2 separate regions of the Homo sapiens genome follow, and region 1 is linked to region 2. Evidence: read pairs that join two places in POLR2A ChIA-PET (ENCODE). Cell type or tissue: endothelial cell of umbilical vein. All regions are shown on one strand. Each heading gives the region's core, and the rest is flanking DNA. Links, peaks and the distances in the headings are about the cores only. Region 1 has its middle 500 kb from the start of LINC02141. Region 2 has its middle 310 kb from the start of LINC02141.

The links. Peaks named below come from ENCODE experiments on the same cell type or tissue, not always from the same donor. Only the 100,000 strongest peaks of a DNase experiment are listed, where the experiment ranks them.
Region 1: POLR2A ChIA-PET joins it to region 2 with 5 read pairs; 2 of 35 experiments call an interaction of 5 or more read pairs at or near these places.

What each region holds. Positions count from the first base shown.
Region 1 is chr16:59,355,084-59,359,490 of GRCh38, forward strand. No RefSeq gene overlaps it. Among named protein-coding and RNA genes, the nearest start is that of LINC02141, 500 kb to the right of the region's middle. RefSeq lists an enhancer at 1,682-1,976. In endothelial cell of umbilical vein, for the core only: no CTCF peak of the experiment used is centred there; a DNase peak (open chromatin) is centred at 1,858.
Region 2 is chr16:60,162,361-60,166,767 of GRCh38, forward strand. No RefSeq gene overlaps it. Among named protein-coding and RNA genes, the nearest start is that of LINC02141, 310 kb to the left of the region's middle. In endothelial cell of umbilical vein, for the core only: no CTCF peak of the experiment used is centred there; no DNase peak of the experiment used is centred there.

The DNA of each region.
Region 1 (4,407 bases), core at 138-4,137, 810 kb before region 2:
CAGCCCTCATAACTCTAAGAAATAAATTCATTTTCTATATAAATTACCCAGTTCCAGGTAGTCTGTTCTAAGCAACAGAAAATGGACATCTAAGTAACAGACATCTGCCATCTATGTCTCAGGGCCCGCACGTGGGGAGAAAAAATCTTGTGAAATTGACTAATAAATTATACCTAACATGCAACTACAAATGGGCAATGTGAAGTTTAGTAAATTTCCCAGAAAGATGAATAGTATTTTGAAGCACACTTTGTCGCACTGAAGAATCTGAGTCTTTTAATGACTTACAAGAGAGAGAAGAGATCTTTTTAAAATGTGTAAGATGGCTTTGCTTAGAGAGAAGAGAATACAAACTCTTTTGAAGTTTTAACTGCTGGTTAGATTCCTTAAGCCAGTGGTTCTCAACTGGAGGCAATTTTGTTTTTCAGGGAACATGGCCAATATCTAGAGACATTTTCAATTGTCATGATTTGGGGTGGGGGAGTGCAACTGGTATCTTGTAGGTAGAAGCCAGAGATGCTGCTAAACATTCTGCAATGCACAGGACAGCCCACCTCCTACCCCTCAAGGGAATTATCTGATCCAAAATACCAGAGTGCCAAGGTTGAAAAACCTTGTTTTAGCAGACAGGGGAGATTAAGATGTAATTTGGGAACTAGTGCGTCTAAACTCAGAAAAGCTGCTACAGTTGGCTACTACTACTTAGTATCCATGGAGGATTGGTTCCAGGACACGACATCCTGCCTTTTCTCCTGCAAATACCAAAATCCCCAGATGCCCAAGTCCCTTAGGGGGCCTTCCAAATAGGCAGATAGGGAGGGCTGACTGTATTAGTATTTTGCTTTTAATCAGGGAGACTGATCTAGTTGATTTGCATAAACAAACAGCACTAGCAACATTTCTCAGCAGGGAGGAGGATGACATAGATGGAGGAAGAGTACAAATTTCAAAGCATATAGACATAAAATAAAATTCTGGAGTTGCTCCATATTTTAGCTGTGTGATTGCTTCTAAAATTCTCAATGTCTTCATCTATTAAGTGGGAAGTGCACAAAGATGTACTTTGCATTGTTTTGGGATTAAAAAAAATATTTTCACCAAAGTTGAGAACCACTAAACAAATGTTAATTATCTTTGCCGAACACCTGTTCAAATTGAGCAAATAATACTATTAAATGATAGGGAATGAGGTACAAATTACAGTCTCCGAGTTTCCATGAGAAACTGTGAGAAATGTCCTAAGTCAGATGCAGGTTTTATCTGGGTGAAACCGACTCAATTTTGATTGGCAGGTGTCAGCTGTTTGACGTATGTTCTACTGATTTCCTACTCTCCCAAATCTTAGAAGAAAGGAGTATTTCACAGAACGAATGCAGGCAATATTTGAAAGACAAAAATCACTTAAGATATTTTTGAGGGCTGGGAGCTAAAAGCTTACCTTGGTTGTTTTTTTTTTCTCTTCTAATTATGAAATAATAAATTCTAGAAAGGGAATTGTACATTGTAGGGTATTTGTGAAATATCGTACTACACAAGAAATAAAAATCACTTCTAAGATCAACACGTAGCAAAAAAATCAGTGTTCACATTTGTGTTTAGAGCTTTGTCTCAGCAGGTGGCTATTTGCTCTCCCTGTTTTAGATAGGTTCATTTCTCCCCGTTTTTCATTCCTGAAAGCCAAAGTAACCATCAGGCTCCCTGTCACTTAAAGAGGAGGAGATTTATTGCATTTAACTGAAAGGGCACTGTTGGAACAGGGACAATGTAGTAAGTTAACTGTAATCAGGGAGGTCCAGACCAGTCTCCTGGCCTCCCAGGTCATTTCTTATCTGTTCCTGTTGCTTGGTCATCAGCAGTTGGGACTCTGTTCACAGAAATGCTGCTGAAGGAAAGGCTCAGCAGGGATCAGCTTTCAGCTGGTTGCATGTCACAGGCTGGGTGACTACTGATTTTTTATGAGACCTGTTTTATGCTATCAGCTTTATTTTTCCACAGGCAGAGGAAAGCATGTCAAGTAATTACTCCTTCAATAACTTATAGGAAAGAGGTAAAGTGCAATAAGCTTTTGGTTGGAACTCAAACACAGCCAAGAAGTACTAGAAGACAAAATTCCACTTCAGCCAAGCGTAGGATATTGGGGTCAACATATGTCTTTGTTCCTTATTTTTGGCTATAAGGAAGTATTTAGTTTTCAGCATAGGAAACAGAGCCATGTCCTGGTTTTCAGGGCTCCAATTCCATGGGCCATGGCCTCTGTGTGTACACGAGGGTCACACTGTCTTAAAAGGTCTTTTTTCTAACACCATGATGATTGTGTGTTTTAAGAGGCCTTTTTAGTTTTTTGTTTGCTCATTTTGTTTTCGAGACACTCTCATGAATACATGTTACATATAAACACATGCATTTTAAACATAATCAGAATATATAATTTGGTGGTAATTATCATTACAGTTTTAGACTACAACATATTTTATATTAACATAAGAAATTCTCCAATATTTCTTAACCAAGAGCTAACTTCAAATGTAATAATGGGAAACTTTCTATTTAATTAAAATACATACTTTCTGGCTAAAGAATAAAGTTTCTTCTTTTTCTTTTTGAAAATAGGTTCTATGATAATATAGATATCATATAATTTCCCCTGTATTCAGTCCATTGTAACTTAACAAAGAGAAACTTTGCCTTTGAATTTGAGGAATGTATTTCCTCCAGAGATAAACTTGTATAATGTTTGCTTAAGAACCCAGGAGTTTAATTTATAATTCCCCATTATATTTGGCAATTGTCAGAGTGGAAGGCAATAGCAGATTTAACAGTAGGGGGAAGGGGTGTGAAAAACTGATGTTATTGGCATTAAACTTTAAAACTTTCTATAGGTGCATGATTTATATTAGAATGTGGCATTGGTGGCATCTTGGGTTTCCCTGAAAGTGCTACCTTTGGGGCAGTGGGATGTACTGTAGGGGAATTAGTTTACTCTACTTTGTTCAAAATGATCATGACCCTGCACATTTTATTTGTTAAGGCACTGATATAGGAGCACAGTTTAAAGTAAGAGTTTTTACTTTACTGTTTTTCTATGTGAATTAAGTAATTAAATTTTAATATGAATTAAAAAGTACAAAATTCCCAGTTTTATAGCTTGGAAAAAATTAATTTCAGCCATATCAAGAAAGAGAATGTTAACAATACTTTAAAATACCCTTCATGATTCCTCCCTGTCACTAACCCTTCTTCCCCAATGATAACTTCTGTCCTAATCTCTAAAACCACAGATTAGCTTTGTCTATTTTTGAATTTGATTTGATATGAATAAAATCAAGTGTTATATTCTCCTTTGTGTCTGCTTTTTTTGTCTCATTATTTTGTTTGTGAGATTCATCCATGTTTCTGTATGTAGCATTAGGTAATTTATTTTAATTGATGTATGGCACATGTAATAAAATGTCATAATTTAGTTATTTGTTCTTTAGTTAATGAATATGTTCGTTACCTGCAAATTTTGCCTATTATGAATAGTTCTGTTTTCTACCAGCACTTTAAAAACACCAATATTTCTGCAGAAATATAAAGCTATTAGTCTTTTTCATTATGAAAAAATTTTACAGGTTTTCTTTATTTTTTGTTTTGATCAGTTTTGCTAAGATGTATTAGTTGTGCTTTTCTGTGTATTTATGCTGCTTGAGGTTGATAATGCTTGATATCTATTGCTTAATATCATTCTTCAGTTCTGGAAAATTTTTGGCTATTATGTATTTTAAATTGCTTCTGCACATTCTCTTTCTTTCCTTTTTAGGTTTTTCATTACACATATATTCGTCCTTTTCATGCCCCTTTACTCTATTTTATTTATATTTCGTCCATTTTCCCCTTTGTAGTTTAAGGATGGTTTTACTGACATCTTTTCCAAATCACTGATCTATTCACCTGTGTCTAATCGGCTGTTAAACCCATTTTACTGAGTTCTGAAATTCAATAATTGCTAGGTCCACATCTATAATTTCCATTTGATTCTTTTATAGATTCCAGTTCTCTGATGGTATTCTTTATCTTGCCTCTTATTTTTGAAGATATTAATAAGCTATTTAAGTCTTTGCTTGACAGTCATAATACCTGGATCACCTGTGAGTCTCTTGCTATGGTTAGTACTTTTTCTTTTAGTCCTTTCTCTTGGGATTTCTATTAATATTTCATTGAATGATGGTTATTGGCCACACGAAATTGAAGAGGCTTTACCTGTTTCTGGGCAAGATTATAATCTCTGTAGAGACTTATCTTTTTATAACTCGTCCTTACTTCCAGGGTTTGGTCTTTTAGGGTTTCCTAACTGAAAGCCTGATGTATTCATAAGTGCCGTTATCCCTTGTTGGGACCCTTCACCAGCTTTTATAGTCTCATCATTAT
Region 2 (4,407 bases), core at 208-4,207:
AGAGTGGTCAAGGACAGGGTCAGCTATTTCATTGTGAACAATTTGGCCACCAAATTGCCCTCATCTACCTCCTGAATATGCTGCAGTTTTTTATATTAAATGCTGGGTCTTTTGTACCCTATACTCTAAGGCTTTGGCCTTCTTTCTCTTAATTTCCTCCTCAGGATTTTATTATTTGTGTCTAGGTATCTTCCTCTATAGGATGCGAAAGGAGGGAGAAATTGGATTGACAATTACAGAATGCTTTGTGGGCTGTTAATGGTTCATTCTTTGGATACTCCCTTATGTACACACACACACACACACACACACACACACACACACACACACACGTATATATCATAGTACACATAATTTTGTTAAAATTTTTTCCAAAGATGATTTTTATATCTTTAATATAATTGTAGATTTTGTCTAAAAAATAATACAAGAATTTTTATCTAAACATTTTTTACTCCAAATACATTAACCAAGAAAATTACAGTAGCTAATATGAGTTTACTTAAAGTAAGATTTTGTATAAGTAGTAGCTGGAGTTATTTTGAAGACTCTTACATACAATAAAAATTGCAATAGTCTTACCCTCCAGATGCACATTTTACCTAGATAAAGTATTTATGAAAGATTATAAAATCTGTATTATTGAAGTATCATTCAAGTGGTGCTTTCTGTTGAAAATGAAAGTAAAAGCAGCATGGGTATTTGCAATTTATCTATATCAGTGGATCTTTAGATTGGAAATAAACTTGAACACAATTATTATTATTATTATTGTGGATAGTAACTGAAAGATTGAATGCAGATGGAAAACAATAATGAGCTATTGACTTCACAGAAGAAAATGAGAAAGGAGTTGCTGAGGAGGATGGAACATCAAAGGGCTAATGGATTTGGCTGTGAAGCCCAACAAATCTCTGCAAGCCTCTCTTCGATGAGGCCGAGTTTTGTTTATCATTAAAGGAGAAAATCAAAGGCATGAGAGTTCACATCCTGCTATCTGGGGGACTAGCTGAAGATGCCATAGAAAGCTGGGAATACTTCTAATTGCAGCATCTCATGGATCCACCAATGTCTGACATAGGGATGTGGAGAAGCAGTCATGCTTTGCCTCCTTCAAGGATCACAGAAAGAGAGAGGAGAAAGAGAGAGGAAAAAGGAAATGAATAGCAAAGCTGGGATTGTGAGGGGATAGAGTTAGCAGAAAAAGCTTTCAAGGAAACCAATCCCTTAGCATTGCTTAGCTAAAACTTCCCTGACCATTATCCATTATTTCACTTGATACATGTATCTTTTTCTACTTATAAAACTAGCTATTTTTTACCTTACAAATTTCATGGTGTTTTTCTGGGGGAGGGTGTAGGCAGGATTCAGTCTGCATTTATTTTGAAGTGTAAGTTTAAATTCTTTTAAATGACAAATCCTAGCCGGGTGTGGTGGCTCACTCCTGTAATCCTAGCACTTTGGGAGACCAAGGCTGGTGGATCACCTGAGGTCAGGAGTTCGAGACCAGCCTGGCCAACATGACCAAACCCCGTCTCTACTAAAAATACAAAAATTAGCCGGGTGTGGTGGCGGGAGTCTGTAATCCCAGCTACCAGGGAGGCTGAGGCAGGAGAATCACTTGAACTCCTCCAGGAGGCGGAGGTTGCAGTGAGCCAAGATCACGCCATTGTACTCCAGCCTGAGCCGCAGAGTGAAACTCCATCTAAAAATAAATAAATAAATATAGGATGAGTTCATGTCCTTCGTAGGGAGATGGATGAAGCTGGAAACCATCATTCTCAGCAAACTATCGCAAGGACAGAAAACCAAACACCGAATGTTCTCACTCTTAGGTGGGAATTGAACAATGAGAACACTTGGACACAGGAAGGGGAACATCACACACCGGGGCCTGTCATGGGGTGGGGGGAGGGGGGAGGGATAGCATTAGGAGATATACCTAATGTAAATGACCAGTTAATGGGTGCAGCACGCCAACGAGGCACATGCATACGTATGTAACAAACAAACCTGCACGTTGTGCTCATGTACCCTAGAACTTAAAGTATAAAAAAAAAAGAATTGTGCTGCTATAATAAAAAAAAATAAAAATAAAATTTCACTCTTATAATGTTTCTGATGAGAAATGCATCTGTCAATAAAATAAAATATAATACCAGATTATACTTCAGGCATTGTGTGCATGCAGGATTTAATTAATCTTCACAATGATCTTAATATGGAAATCCGAGCTAGATTTTTACATTTCACTTTGAGGAAGCAGAATCCCAGAGAGTTTAGAAATTTTCTTAAGATTACTTAACTAATGGATGGCAGAGCTGAGATTTATGCTCAGGACCACCTGACTCTAAAACCTATGCAGTTTCTAAAGGGCTGCATTGCCTATTGAGAGGCACATAAATTATATTTATGTTGTACAGGATGACCATATAATTTACCTTCTCAAGTGAGTTACTTTTGCCTAAGACAAATAGTAAATAGGACAAGAGGTAAAAACCAAGACTGTCCCAGACAATGGGGGCGTGCAGTCAACCTAATTGTGCGTAATGAATGTGTTATTGAGTGAGATCATATAATATACCTACCTGTAGGGTTCTTCTTGAGAATCTGAAATATTACCTAATCTGAATTTATAAAATGTAGACTTGCATCCAATTTGCAGGAATTATTCATCACAAATGGCTGATTTCCTGCCTTTACTCAGATTTGTGTAAGTGACTCAATTATAATCAAGAAACAGCAGAGCAGAGCACGCAAAGTAACTATGCAATCACCAATATGGATCTCAAGCTCTGATGGGATGCTTCTCTGATATTAAATGCAAGCTGAAAAGAGGACAGAGAGTAAATGAAGGATTTGCACTTCACCATTTCTGACAAACTAATAGTACATTTTCTTTATTTCACAGGATCAGTTCCCCAAATTACTACCTTGGCATATGTAGGTATTCTGGAAATATATCAGTGTGAGAATAATAAATAAGCACTGATAGGGAACAATGTGTATTGGTCAGAGTTCTCCATAGAGACAGAATCAATTGGATGTGTACATTTAGACATAGATGATACGGATAGTGATGATACAGATAGAGATAGAGATATGAGAAGGAATTTATTAGGAGAATTGGCTGACATGATTATGGAGGCTGACAAATCTCACAATGGGCCATCTGCAAACTAGAGACCCAGGGATGCTTGTATCATGGCTCAGTCCGAGTCTAAAAGCCTCAGAACTAGGGAAGGCGATAGTGTAATGCTCAGTTTGAGACTGAAGGCCTGAGAGCCTGGGGATGGGGGAAACTGGTATAAAAGTCTGTAATTCTTATGTCAAAGAGCAGGAGAGAGACAAGAAATTACCTTTTCTCTCTCTTTTTTGTTACATTAGGCCCTAGCTGATTGGATGGTGCCTGCCCATATTCATGGTTGGTCTTCCCCACTCAGTCCACTGACTCTAACGCCAATCTCCTCTGGAAACACCCTCACAGACACACCAGGAGAGAATGCTTTGCCAGTTCTCTAAGCAACCCTTAATCCATTTACGTTGACTCCTAAAATTATCCTCACACAATGCAACTACAAAGGCTTTAATGTGTAGGAGAAACAAGGCTCATCAATAGTAAAAGTGATCATTAGCGAATGGATATTTCGCTGTTCTTCTTTTGGTGGCATCATATAGGAGAGCTTGGAAAGCTATGGCTGTCTAGCATCAAGTCTCAGATTTCCATCTTTTTCATGTGCTTGGAGAATGTCACCTTCCTTCTCTGGATCTCTATAAAATGAGGCATTCATTCAGTAAGGTAAGAGAGAACAATCTAGAAAACAGATTGGCTAGACTACCCTGATCCCTACTCACCTATCCAAGGCCCCAAGAAAGGAAGACTTTTTCACTCCATGGTTTCTTCTGTATCAGATACCCACTAAAAGGCACAGCAATGTGAGTAAGATATGATTCACTAACTATAATGATTGGCAAAGATCCAGCAATAGTACCCAAGGCAAATTATACTGGCTTGGATTTATAAATTATACAACATCCTCAAAACATCCTTTCTTTGAATAGAGTAGAAAGAAGAAAGTCCTTCTTGCCAAAGGCAATCTGCCTTGAGACATTCCATAGTACTGCCAATATCCAAACCAAAACTAGACTTGTAGGTACGTCTCCTTGCAGCAACCCATGCCATATCAATACAGTAGATGGTCTGTAAGCTGTCTCATACCTTGCAGGCCTTCTTTAGTGGTGATTTTGTTTTTTTTTTTGAGATGGAGTCTTACTCTATTACCCAGGCTGGAGTGCAGTGGCACAATCTTGGCTCACTGCAACCTGCGCTTCCTGGGTTCAAACAATTCTCCTGCCTCAGCCTCCCAAGTAGCTGGGATTATAGGTGACCGCCACCATGCCTGGCTA